2 separate regions of the Homo sapiens genome follow, and region 2 is linked to region 1. Evidence: chromatin contacts called from ENCODE Hi-C or POLR2A ChIA-PET data. All regions are on one chromosome and are shown on one strand. Each heading gives the region's core, a stretch centred on a gene start or an enhancer-like site at or near the end of the contact. The rest is flanking DNA. Distances are from core to core; before and after follow the strand shown.

Region 1 (5,286 bases), core at 1,732-4,231:
GACCTGTTTAGGATTAAACAAGTTTTATTGGGAGTCTGAAGAAACTCTCTAGACTCTAAAATTTAGCAGGAGACAAGATAAGGGTAACTATCCCTGGCACCTGGACCCATCTAGATTAAGTAAATTTACTGAGGCTCAGAGGAAGGTCTTCAGGACTCAGACCTTAGTTACAGATTAGGAGAAGTTAATTGGCCTGGTGCAGTGGCTCACGCCTGTAATCCCAGCAGTTTGGGAGGCCAAGGCAGGCAGATCACTTAAGGCCAGGAGTTCAAGACCAGCTTGGCCAACATGGCGAAACCCCATCTCTACTAAAAATACAAAAATTAACCAGGCATGATGGTGCACGCCTGTAATCCCAGCTACTTGGGAGGCTGAGGCAGGGGAATCGCTTGAACCTGAGAGGTGGGGGTTGCAGTGAGCCGAGATTGTGCCACTGCACTCCAGACTGGGTGACAGAGCAAGACTTCATCTCCAAAAATAAATAAATAAATAAATAAATAAATAAATAAAAATTAAACTACAAGCCAGGCACAGTGGCTCGCACCTGTAATCCCAGCACTTTGGTAGGCCGAGGTGGGGGGATCACCTGAGGTCAGGAGTTTGATACCAGCCTGGCCAACATGGTGAAACCCTGTCTCTACTAAAAATACAATAGCTGGGCATGGTGGTGCACGCCTAGATAATCCCAGCTACTCGGGAGGTTGAGGCAGAAGAATCGCTTGAACCTGGGAGGCAGAGGTTGCGGTGAGCCGAGATAGCGCCACTGCACTCCAACCTGGGTGACAGAGTGAGACTCTGTCTCGAAAATAAATAAAACTACAGCAGCCACAAGCACTGACAGAGTCAAGTATCAGGCACCCACAGGACAAGGTGGGACACAGTGTCTACTCATCTGCAGAGTGGGGACCAGGGCAGGATTGGGAGAAGAGAGCCAGGGTAAGGGGGAAGAAACAATATTGACAGAATAATTCTGAAAGATTCTCCCCGCGGCCTGAAAACTTGGGAGGATAAACTTGGGGGGATGAATAACTCCTCCCTTCTCAGGCCCAGTCCCAAGGTGCAAGGCTACTTGCCCCAGCAGCATGCGCCAGCAAGATAGCAGAAGCAGGAAGAGAGATGGCCGGAAGACATGTACCCTGGCCGGAAGACACGTACCCTGGCCGGAAGACATCTACCCTGGCCGGAAGACATCTACCCTGGCCGGAAGACACCTACCCTGGCCGGAAGACATCTACCCTGGCCGGAAGACATCTACCCTGGCCGGAAGACAGCTACCTTGGCCGGAAGACACCTGCCCTGGCCGGAAGACACGTACCCTGGCTGGAAGACATCTACCCTGGCCGGAAGACACATGCCCCTGAAGATCAAGAGACGGGCCATCCGGGTACCATGTAGCAGTTACGTCAGACTGGGACACTTGCTGTTTACGGGAGACTATAAAACCCCTGCCCCGTCCTCACTTGGGGCTGACGCCATTTTAGGCCTCAGCCGTCTGCACCCAGGTGCACATTAAAACAGCGTGTTGCTCCACACCAGCTCATGTTGTTTGTTGGCTTGCTCTCGGGGTTCGAAACGACACAAGAGCCTTACAAATTCCATGCTTGGCTCACTCGGCATTTCCTTAACAGATGTTCATTCAGTGCCTGCATGCTTGACAAGCCCCAGGTCTGAGAATACAACGGATCAGTGAATGAACCAACATGCAAAAATCCCTGACATTCTAGTGTTAAGAGTCTACAGGTAGAATAAATAAGTAAATTTAAAAAGATGTTAGATCCCTTTTCTTTTTGAGACAGGGTCTTGCTGTGTTGACCAGGCTGGAGTGCAGGGGCACAATCATAGTAAGGGAGGACACCACCCCTCATATTATGCCCAATTTCTGCCTCCAAAGAAAGAAGAAGTAAAAACTAAATGGCAGAAATCAAATCCATAGGCAGACAGCCCGGCACCGCACCCTGGGCCTGGTTAAAGATCGACCCCTGACCTAACCGGTTATGTTATCTATATATTCCAGATACCTCAAGGAAAAGGTAATTATTTGATTCAAGACCTTCAAAACGAGGCCAGGTGTGGTGGCTCACGACTGTCATCTCAGCATTTTGGGAGGCCAATGCAGTAGGATCACTTGAGGTCAGGAGTTCGAGACCAGCCTGGGCAACACAGCAAGAACCTGTCTCTTTTGAGTTTTTTTGTTTGTTTGTTTGTTTTGTTTTTGAGATGGAGTTTTGTTCTTGTCGCCCAGGCTGGAGTGCAATGGCATAATTTCGGCTCACTGCAACCTCCACCTCCTGGGTTCAAGTGATTCTCCTGCGTCAGTCTCCTGAGTAGCTGAGACTACAAGCGTGCACCACTACGCCTGGCTAATTTTTTTGTATTTTTAATATAGACGGGGTTTCACCATTTTGGCCAGGCTGGTCTGGAACTCCGGACCTCAGGTGATCCACCCACCTCGGCCTCCTAAAGTACAGAGATTACAGGCATGAGCCACCGCACCCGGCCAAGACCCTGTCTCTGAAAATAATTTTTAAAAATTAGCCGGGTGCCTACAGTCCCAGCTACTCAGGAGGCCAAGGTTGGAGGATCGATTGGGCCCAGGAGTTGGAGGCTACAGTAAACTATGATCGCATCACTGCCCTTCACCTAGGGGCAGAGTGAGACCTTGTCTCAAAGAAGAAAGACCTTCGAAAATGAAACAGGGAACCAGAAGGAGGGCAAGGTGGCAGCCAGGGCAAAATCCCTATGATGAGGGCATGCGGCTATGTGCAAGGAATTGCTCTGAGAATAAAGATGGGGACATTCTAGCCGAGCTAAAGAATGATCCATTTACTTATCATTGTAAGAAAATTGGAGCCGTTCCCAGAGATGACTAAGACCTAGGCCTGCAAAGTGTGAAGCCTGCAGGGAGGTGGGGGAAGGAGGCGAAGAACAAAGAACGCAAGGGGGGCCGAGTGAGTCATGGGCAGTGGGAACGGCGGTGCGGTGCATGGCTGGGTGCAGATAATTACCCTCGGGTAGCAGCCAGGCCCAGGTGGGGTGGGTGTCAGCAGGAGATGGACAGAGACCTCCCTCCGCTTCAGAAAGTAAAACCGGTGTTGCCCCAGCCTGGAACTCCCCCAGGAGAGTTGGAATCCTGCCCATCCCCTCCCCTCTTCCTCCAGTCTTTTCTTCCAGCTCAGGCCTGAGCTTTAAAAATCTTGCTTCCCAGCCACGGCCAAGACACGTCCCTGCCTCCCCCAGCAGAATGCAGATTTCAGGTGTCATTCATGAACTATTTAAGGGTTTCTGGAATGTTAGATTTGCCTGCTAGTCTGGGAGTCTTGGAGGGGGAGACCAGCTGTCACACGTCCTGCCCATGGCCGTGATTGGAGCACCCGGCAAGCTTAGGAGACAATGTTCACATGGACAGACTTTCTCTCTGAATGCCTTTGTCAGAGATGTTTAAACCAGAGTGACTCCATCTTGTGTAGGGGCTGGGTAAAATAAGGCCAAGACCTGCTGGGCTGTGTTCCCAGACAATTAAGGCATTCTAAGTCACAGGATGAGATAGGAGGTCAGCACAAGATGCAGGTCATAAAGACCTTGCTGATAAAACAGGTTGCAAAAAGAAGCCAGTCAAAACCCACCAAAACCAAGATGGCCCCAATAGTGACCTCTGGTTGTCCTCACTGCTACACTCCCATCAGTGTCACTGAGTCAGGAAAACAAGGTCTGGAGGCCAAGAATATAAGGTCGATTCACACTTCACCTATGGCAGGAAGGGCGGAAGCCAAGTCAATGACTGTAACCTTACTTCATCCTCTCCATTTACATAGGGCGTACCCCAAGTAAAGGGTATTTAAACTCCGAAAAATTCTGTAATGGGGACTTTGAGCCCCTATGCTCCAGCCCACTCCCACACTGTGGAGTGTGCTTTCATTCTCAATAAATCCCTGCCTCTGGCTGGGGCGCGGTGGCTCACACCTGTAATCCCAGCACTTTGGGAGGCCGAGGCAGCCGGATCACCTGAGGTCGGGAGTTCACCTGAGGTTGGGAGTTCGAGACCAGCCTAACCAACATGGAGAAACCCCGACTCTACTAAAAAAAAATACAAAATTAGCCGGGCATGGGGGTGCATGCCTATAATCTCAGCTGCTCGGAAGGCTGAGGCACGAGAATCACTTGAACCCGGGAGGCGGAGGTTGCGGTGAGCCAAGATTGCACCATTGCACTCCAGCCTGGATGACAGAGGAAGACTCCGTCTCAAAAAAAAAAAAAAAAAAAAAAAATCCCTGCTTCTGCCTTCCTTGCTTTTGCTTTGTTGGTGTGTTTTGTCCAATTCTTTGTTTGGGATGCCAAGAACCTGGACACCTTCTACCAGTAACACCATGACAGTTTACAGATGCCATGGCGACACCAGGAAGTTACCCCAGATGCTCTAAAAAGGTGAGGCATGAATAATCCTCCCCTTCTTTAGCATATTATCAAGAAATAACCATAAAAATGGGCAACCAGCAGCCCTTGGGGCTGCTCTGTCTATGGAGTAGCCATTCTTTTATTCCTTTACTTTCCTAAAAACTTGCTTTCACTTTACAGACTTGCCTGAGATCCAAGAGCCCTCTCTTGGGGTTTGGATTGGGACCCCTTTCCTATGACACCTTGCGGCCCGGAAAGACTTTCTCTCCCAGTGCCCTGGGGTCAGGCACAGGGCCGCAGCTTTCCCATAGAGAGCCCAGGAATATTTGCATTACCAGGAGAGAGTCAGGTTTCAGCGAGAATCTGAGGAAAATCCTCCAGAGAGTATCTAAAACGAGGTGAGGAAAGGGGAAAAGGCATTTTCCTTTAGGACGAACCTGAATTCCTTAGGATACAGCTGGTGAACAATAACATCTGTAACTCCCTCCTAGGTTTTTCAAAGGGAAGGAAGGAAGGTAGAAGGCCCTCTTGAGAAATGTCTTTTTTTTTTTAAGGGACCAGGTCTCCCTCTGTTGCCCAGGTTGAAGTACAGTGGCGCTATCATAGCTGACTGCAGCCTTGAACTCCTGGGTTCAAGCAAATCCTCCCACCTCAGCCTCCCAAGTAGCTAAGACTACAGGCAAGTGATTCTCCTGCCTCAGCCTCTCAAGGATTGCAAGCACCAGCCAAAAAGCCCAGCTAATTTTTGTATTTTTTGTAGAGATGGGGTTTCACCATATTGGCCAGGCTGGTCTCGAACTCCTGACTTCAGGTGATCCACCCTCCTTGGCCTCCTAAAGTGCTGGGATTTTCCCTTAACAAGCATCTATGGGTCGGGCGCGGTGGCTCACACCT
Region 2 (5,286 bases), core at 1,622-4,121, 470 kb after region 1:
GCTATCATCATACCACCTCACTCTAGCCTGGGCAACAGAGCAAGATCTTGTCTCAAAAGAAAAAGACAGAAAAGGGCCGGGTGTGGTGGCTCACACCTGTAATCCCAGCACTTTGGGAGGCCGAGGCAGGCAGATCACGAGGTCAGGAGTTTGAGACCAGCCTGGCCAAGGATAGTGAAACCCCATCTCTCCTAAAAATACAAAAATTAGCCAGGCGTGGTGGCACGTGCCTGTAGTCCCAGCTACTCGGGAGGCGGAGGCAGGAGAATTGCTTGAACCCAGGAGGCAGAGGTTGTGGTCAGCCGAGATCGCGCCATTGCACTCCAGCCTGAGCAACAGAGCGAGACTGCATCTCAAAAAAAAAAAAAAAAAAAAAGGAAAAAGAAAAAGACACAAAAGTTTGTTTCCCAAGACTCATCACAAATGCCTCAACACAGCTCACTGGAGGCTTCAGGTGGGGAAGGTGCATCCCCTAAACAATCGGCCAGGCCCTAGAGGGCCACACGCCCTTGAGGAAATAAAGAGACCCCCCCACCCCAGTGAAGTCTGGGGCTGTGGTGGGAAGTAGTGGGTGTAGAACTGTCAAAGTTTCACAGAGTAATTATAATGAGAGGTTTCACAGCTAGGAGTGCCAGAACCTAGGAGTGCCAGAACCTAGGAGCGCCTGGCTCAAAGCAACCCTGAAATTCCCAGTGCGGTCTGGAAACCACCCATCCTTAAGAGGAGGGACAGGTGGGCTGGGTGCAGTGGCTCACGCCTGTAATCCAAGCACTTTGGGAGGTCAAGGTGGTCGGATCACTTGAGGTCAGGAGTTCAAGACTGGCCTGGCCAACATGGTAAAACCCCATCTCTACTAAAAATACAATTAGCCGAGCATGGTGGCAGGTGCCTGTAAACCCAGCTACTCGGGAGGCTGGGGCTGGAGAATTGCTTGAACCCGGGAGGCGGAGGTTGCAGTGAGCCAGGATCACACCACCACACTCCAGCCTGGGCAACACAGCAAGACTCCATCTCAAAAAAAAAAAAAAAAAAAAAGTAGGGACAGGTGGCTGGACCAGTCACTAGGCTAACAGTGGGAGCCTTTAGTATCTACAGCAAAGAAAGGAAGCCACCACCTCTTTGATGGAGAAAGAGGGCCCCATAGGTAGTAGAAGAACAGCTAACAGAGGCCAGAAATGGCTGACTTAGACTCGTTCCTCAAATGGGGGCCCGAGAGGCCCTGGTGGGAAGGAGGGAGTGTGGGGAGCAAACAGGAGGGTGGGGGCTGCACCTCTGGTCTAGCCTGGAGTCCCAGGAGGTTGGGGTAAGGTAGTGTGGTGGGAACTCCAGGAGTCTGGTATTTATGCAGCACCTGCTGTATGCGTGAGTAATGACAGGTCATTCCAAGTTCAAAAGGAAAAATTCCGAGTTGGGAAGCTGCCCTCCTGGTCTCAGCTGTGTCCCTGGAACCCAGCACATAACAACAAATCTTTGCTGCAGAATGAAACCCCTCCTCCACCCCCTACTCCAGCCCTGGGAAGGCTGTTATTACCCCCACTGTGTGGATGAGTAAACCCAGACTCAGACAAAGCCAAGGCCAAGGCTCTGGCCAGCTCCCTGGGGGGGGGCGTTCCTGGGAAATGCCTGCAATTGTGAGGCCTGGGGGTCACCGCCCTTCCCTGGAACCAGGCACTGTACCAGGCGCCTGGGATTCAAATCCCAGCCCTGCCCCAACCATCCAGGTCCTCCTCATTCACGCATTCGTTCATTTTATGGAGCGAGACCCAGAGTGACCAAGACCAAGAGGGCTCCGGTTCCAACAGAATTTTCACTCTCCCCATCTCTGTGGCCTCAGTTTCCTCATCTGTGAAATGGGACCAGCTGAGCCTACGTCACCGCAAAGGAGTTAAGGCACAGAGACCAAGGCCAGGCCCAGGACCGATCAAACCCCCCTGAGAGCTCGGAGAGGGCGGGGCCGAGCTGGGACTTATTTCCCGCCCCGGGCACCGTGCCTGGCACACGGGAGGCGCCCAATAAATGCTTGTTTGAGCCAGGCCCAGCCCTCAATAAATAACAGCTGTTGTTGATGCCGCAGAGGCTGGCGAGGAAGTGGGCTCTCCCCTCCCCAACCCCAGCATCTCATGCTCCCATCCCCCCTCCAGCCCCATTCCTTACCCCCCTCCATTCCTTCCCGTGGCCCCCAACCCAACTCAGCCCCTTCCTCCAGGCCCCCACCTCCCCCCAACCCACTCAGCCCCTCCTCCAGGGCCCCACCTCCCCCAACCCCACTCAGCCCCTCCTCAAGGGCCCCACCTCCCCCCACCCCACTCAGCCCCTTCCTCCAGGCCCCCACCTCCCCCCACCCCACTCAGCCCCTCCTCCAGGCCCCCACTTCCCCCCACCCCACTCAGCCCTTCCTCCAGGCCCCCACCTCCCCCCACCTCACTCAGCCCCTTCCTCCAGGCCTCCATCTCCCCCTACCCCTTCCCATTCAAACTTCCCCCTCCCCCAACCTCTCCCTTCTCTTCCTCCCTTTCCCCGAACCCCCACCCACCCAATTCTGCCTCCATCCCCATCCCCCACCTGATTCTTTCTCCCCTCCCCCACCCATTCTCCCCGCCGCCACTCGATTTCTCCCGCTTCGTCCCCTCCCCGCCCCCCGCGGTTCCCCAGCCCCCTCCCACGCGGCGGGGGCGCTGGTCCCGGGCGGGGCGGCCCGAGTTCCCGGGTCCCTGGCTGGGGTCCAGCCCGCGGCCCAGGCCGGGCGGCGGCAGGCGGGCGGGGTTTCTGGCCGCGCGCAGTTTGGGGGTTTTTTTATAACCCTGGCAGGCGGCTCAGGAAGTGCCTTCCCCGCGCCCCCTCCCCTGGCCACGCCGCCGCGCTCGCTCGCTCCCTCCCTTCCTGCGCGCGCGGGGCGGCGAGACAGCGGCGGCGACGGCGCGGAGGCCCCGGGCGCGGCGCAGGTAGCGGCGCGGGCGGGGGGCCCGGGGGTGCGTGATTCAGTGGGACTTTGTGTGTCCGCATCGGGCTGTGAGGGCGTGGGGCTGTGGTGCCCTGGATGGGGGAGGGCATCCCGCTGTGCGACTCCGGTCGGTGCCTGAGGTCCGCAAGTGCGCGCGCCACTGATCACGCCCGGGGTTGCCGTGGGTTTGTTTGCGCTGTGTGTGTGTGTGTGTGTGTGTGTCCGTCCACGTAGGGGCAGAGTGGTTGTGCATTACATGTGTGTGTCAGTGCCTGGGGATGAGTCTCTTGTGTGTCTGTGTGTTTGGACAGTGTGTGCGCATAGGGGTTTGCTATGTGCGCGCAGATCTGGAGGCGAGTGTGTGTGTGTCTGGGTTTGTGTGTGTGTCCCCAAGCATGTGTGCGTTTGTCTCTGACCGTGATGAGTGTGTAAATACCTGTGTGTGTGTGTCTGGTGTGGGGGGGTGTCTAGGTCTGTGGGACTTGTGAGTTTGTCTCTGGTTTGGTGTGAGCATGCAAATGAGTGTGTATGTGTCAGCGTGTAGGCCTGTGTGTCTGTCTCCTTGGGTTGTCTGTGTATGTATGTGTGTGTTTCTGTTTGTGTAGGCCCCGGGTGCGTGTATTTGTGTGTCCGCGTGTTTCTCTGTCTTGTCCCGTGTGTGCGCGTGTAAATGAGTGTGTGTTTACACATGTCTGGGAGTGTGTGGTTGTGTGTCTCCATGTGTTTGTCTCCGGGTGTGTGAGTGTGCACTGAGCCTGTCGGCGTGTGTGTCTGCGGTGGAGGCGTCCTGCGTCTTTTGTGGGTCTACAGTGCCCGAGCGCCGGTCTCTGGTTGCGCGGGGTGTGTGTCGCTGCCAGTGTGTGTTTGTGTGTCTGGGTGTGGGAGTGGCGCCGCCCACTTCCCCTGAGTTGGTCAGTGAGGCCACAGCCGTCTGTCTCAGGGTGTCTCCAGCGGTCGGGCTCAGGGCCTTTAATTAGCGGCCGGTTGTGGGGGACCAGCCCGGGCGCCGGCCCCCTCCTCCCGCAGGCCCCGGCTGGGCCTTTGTCTGCTCTCCGGCAGGGACTGCCTCCTGCCGGCCCGGCCAGATGTGCAGCCGGGAGGAGGCCGGCAGGCTGGGGCCTCTGCCTGGGGAGACGCGGCCTTGGCCTCCACGGGGGACCTTCCGTCGGCCCTGTCCCCGCAGCCTGGCCGGAGAGGTTTGGGTGTGGAGCTTAGGGTCCCTTCAGGATCCCCGGGATGGGATGGGATGGGACAGAGCCTCTGTTTCTAAGCCATTTCCATTTCCCGGAGGCATTTCCTCCTCCAGGCCTGGCACCCTCCCCCACGCTGGCCACCTCCCTCCTGCCTTCGGGGAGGAGGGGCTGGAGGAATGGCCAGGCCTGGGTACACACACACACACACACACACACAGGGTCACACACACTCACAAGCCATAATGCACATGCAGTCACACGCTCACAATCACACACAGGGTCACACACACTCACATACATGCTGTAATGTACATGCAGTCACACACACACGCCACAGTGCAGATCCCTCACTGACATCCTGTTGGCCACCACCGTCTCTGTCCCTGAGCCTCTCTCAAGCTTCATCTTTGGCCCCAGACCCACTGCCTTGTTCATGTCCCCCCACCACCTGGTGCCCTGGGCTGTGTCACACCTCGACACCACCCTGTGGGCTGGACCCCCAGCTCAGACGCCTGTGAGCCTTCTGCAGACCCCCCTCCTCCCCCTACCCCATACACTGTGCACAGGTGAGTCCCCTTCCCCTGTCCTCACCCCCTGTGCTGGGTCCTTCCACAATGTCCCAAACCTTGTCCCTCACACCCCACCTGAGCCCAAAGCACAGAAGGGGGTGTGAGGGTTTTGGGAGGAGCGCCTCACTTCAGAGGACAGTGATGAGGACTGAGGGTCTTAGGGGGACCAGGACAGACCCAAAGACACTCTAGACAAGACCAGAGAGAGCCCCTGAAGGAGGAGGATGGGGCACCAGGCCTGGCAATGCAAGAACAGGAGAGGAGGGAGGGAGCCAGTGGGAGAAAGGGGTGAGGTCCCTGCTTCACTTGCAATGAGAATGTTCCTACCTTTCAGGGGTGGCTCAGGGCAGGAGCGGGGGTCAGAGGTGCCCAACCAGGAAGGGCCTTGATCTGGGAGTTGGCTGACACTTCCAAAGAAGGAATAGGGAAGAAGAAGCAAGAAGAGAGGGAGAGGGAGAGGAGGTGGGTTTTTGTTGGAGGGGGTTCATTAGGAACAGAAGAAAGAAGAAGTCTAAGAGGAAGTTCTCCAGGGGCAGAGAGAGGGTCAGAATTTCCTCAGTGATCCCTCAACTACAGACCCAGC

The links. Hi-C counts contacts between places; a loop is a spot of excess contacts on that map. ChIA-PET counts read pairs that join two places held with the same protein, here RNA polymerase II (POLR2A). Pooled maps may share reads with other maps.
Region 2: a map of posterior cingulate gyrus shows a loop between it and region 1 (6-fold over the local background). The contact joins the promoter of ADAMTS10 here to the enhancer-like site in region 1. A Hi-C loop is called at or near these places in 5 of 168 maps with a recorded cell type or tissue (MCF 10A, chondrocyte, mammary epithelial cell and 2 more) and 9 of 50 pooled maps. POLR2A ChIA-PET finds 5 or more read pairs at or near these places in 3 of 52 experiments (RWPE1, WTC11 and naive thymus-derived CD8-positive, alpha-beta T cell).

What each region holds. Positions count from the first base shown.
Region 1 is chr19:9,073,431-9,078,716 of GRCh38, reverse strand. No RefSeq gene overlaps it. Among named protein-coding and RNA genes, the nearest start is that of MUC16, 10 kb to the right of the region's middle. RefSeq lists an enhancer at 3,729-4,616. Within about 2 kb of position 2,981, at least 10 of the 41 ENCODE cell types and tissues checked have a DNase peak (open chromatin) inside an H3K27ac peak, as active enhancers do; they include mammary epithelial cell, where a contact is called at or near this core.
Region 2 is chr19:8,608,300-8,613,585 of GRCh38, reverse strand. It overlaps ADAMTS10 (ADAM metallopeptidase with thrombospondin type 1 motif 10), which reads left to right and starts at 2,871. Exons shown (of 26, transcript NM_030957.4): 1 at 2,871-2,942. RefSeq lists a silencer at 3,551-3,973.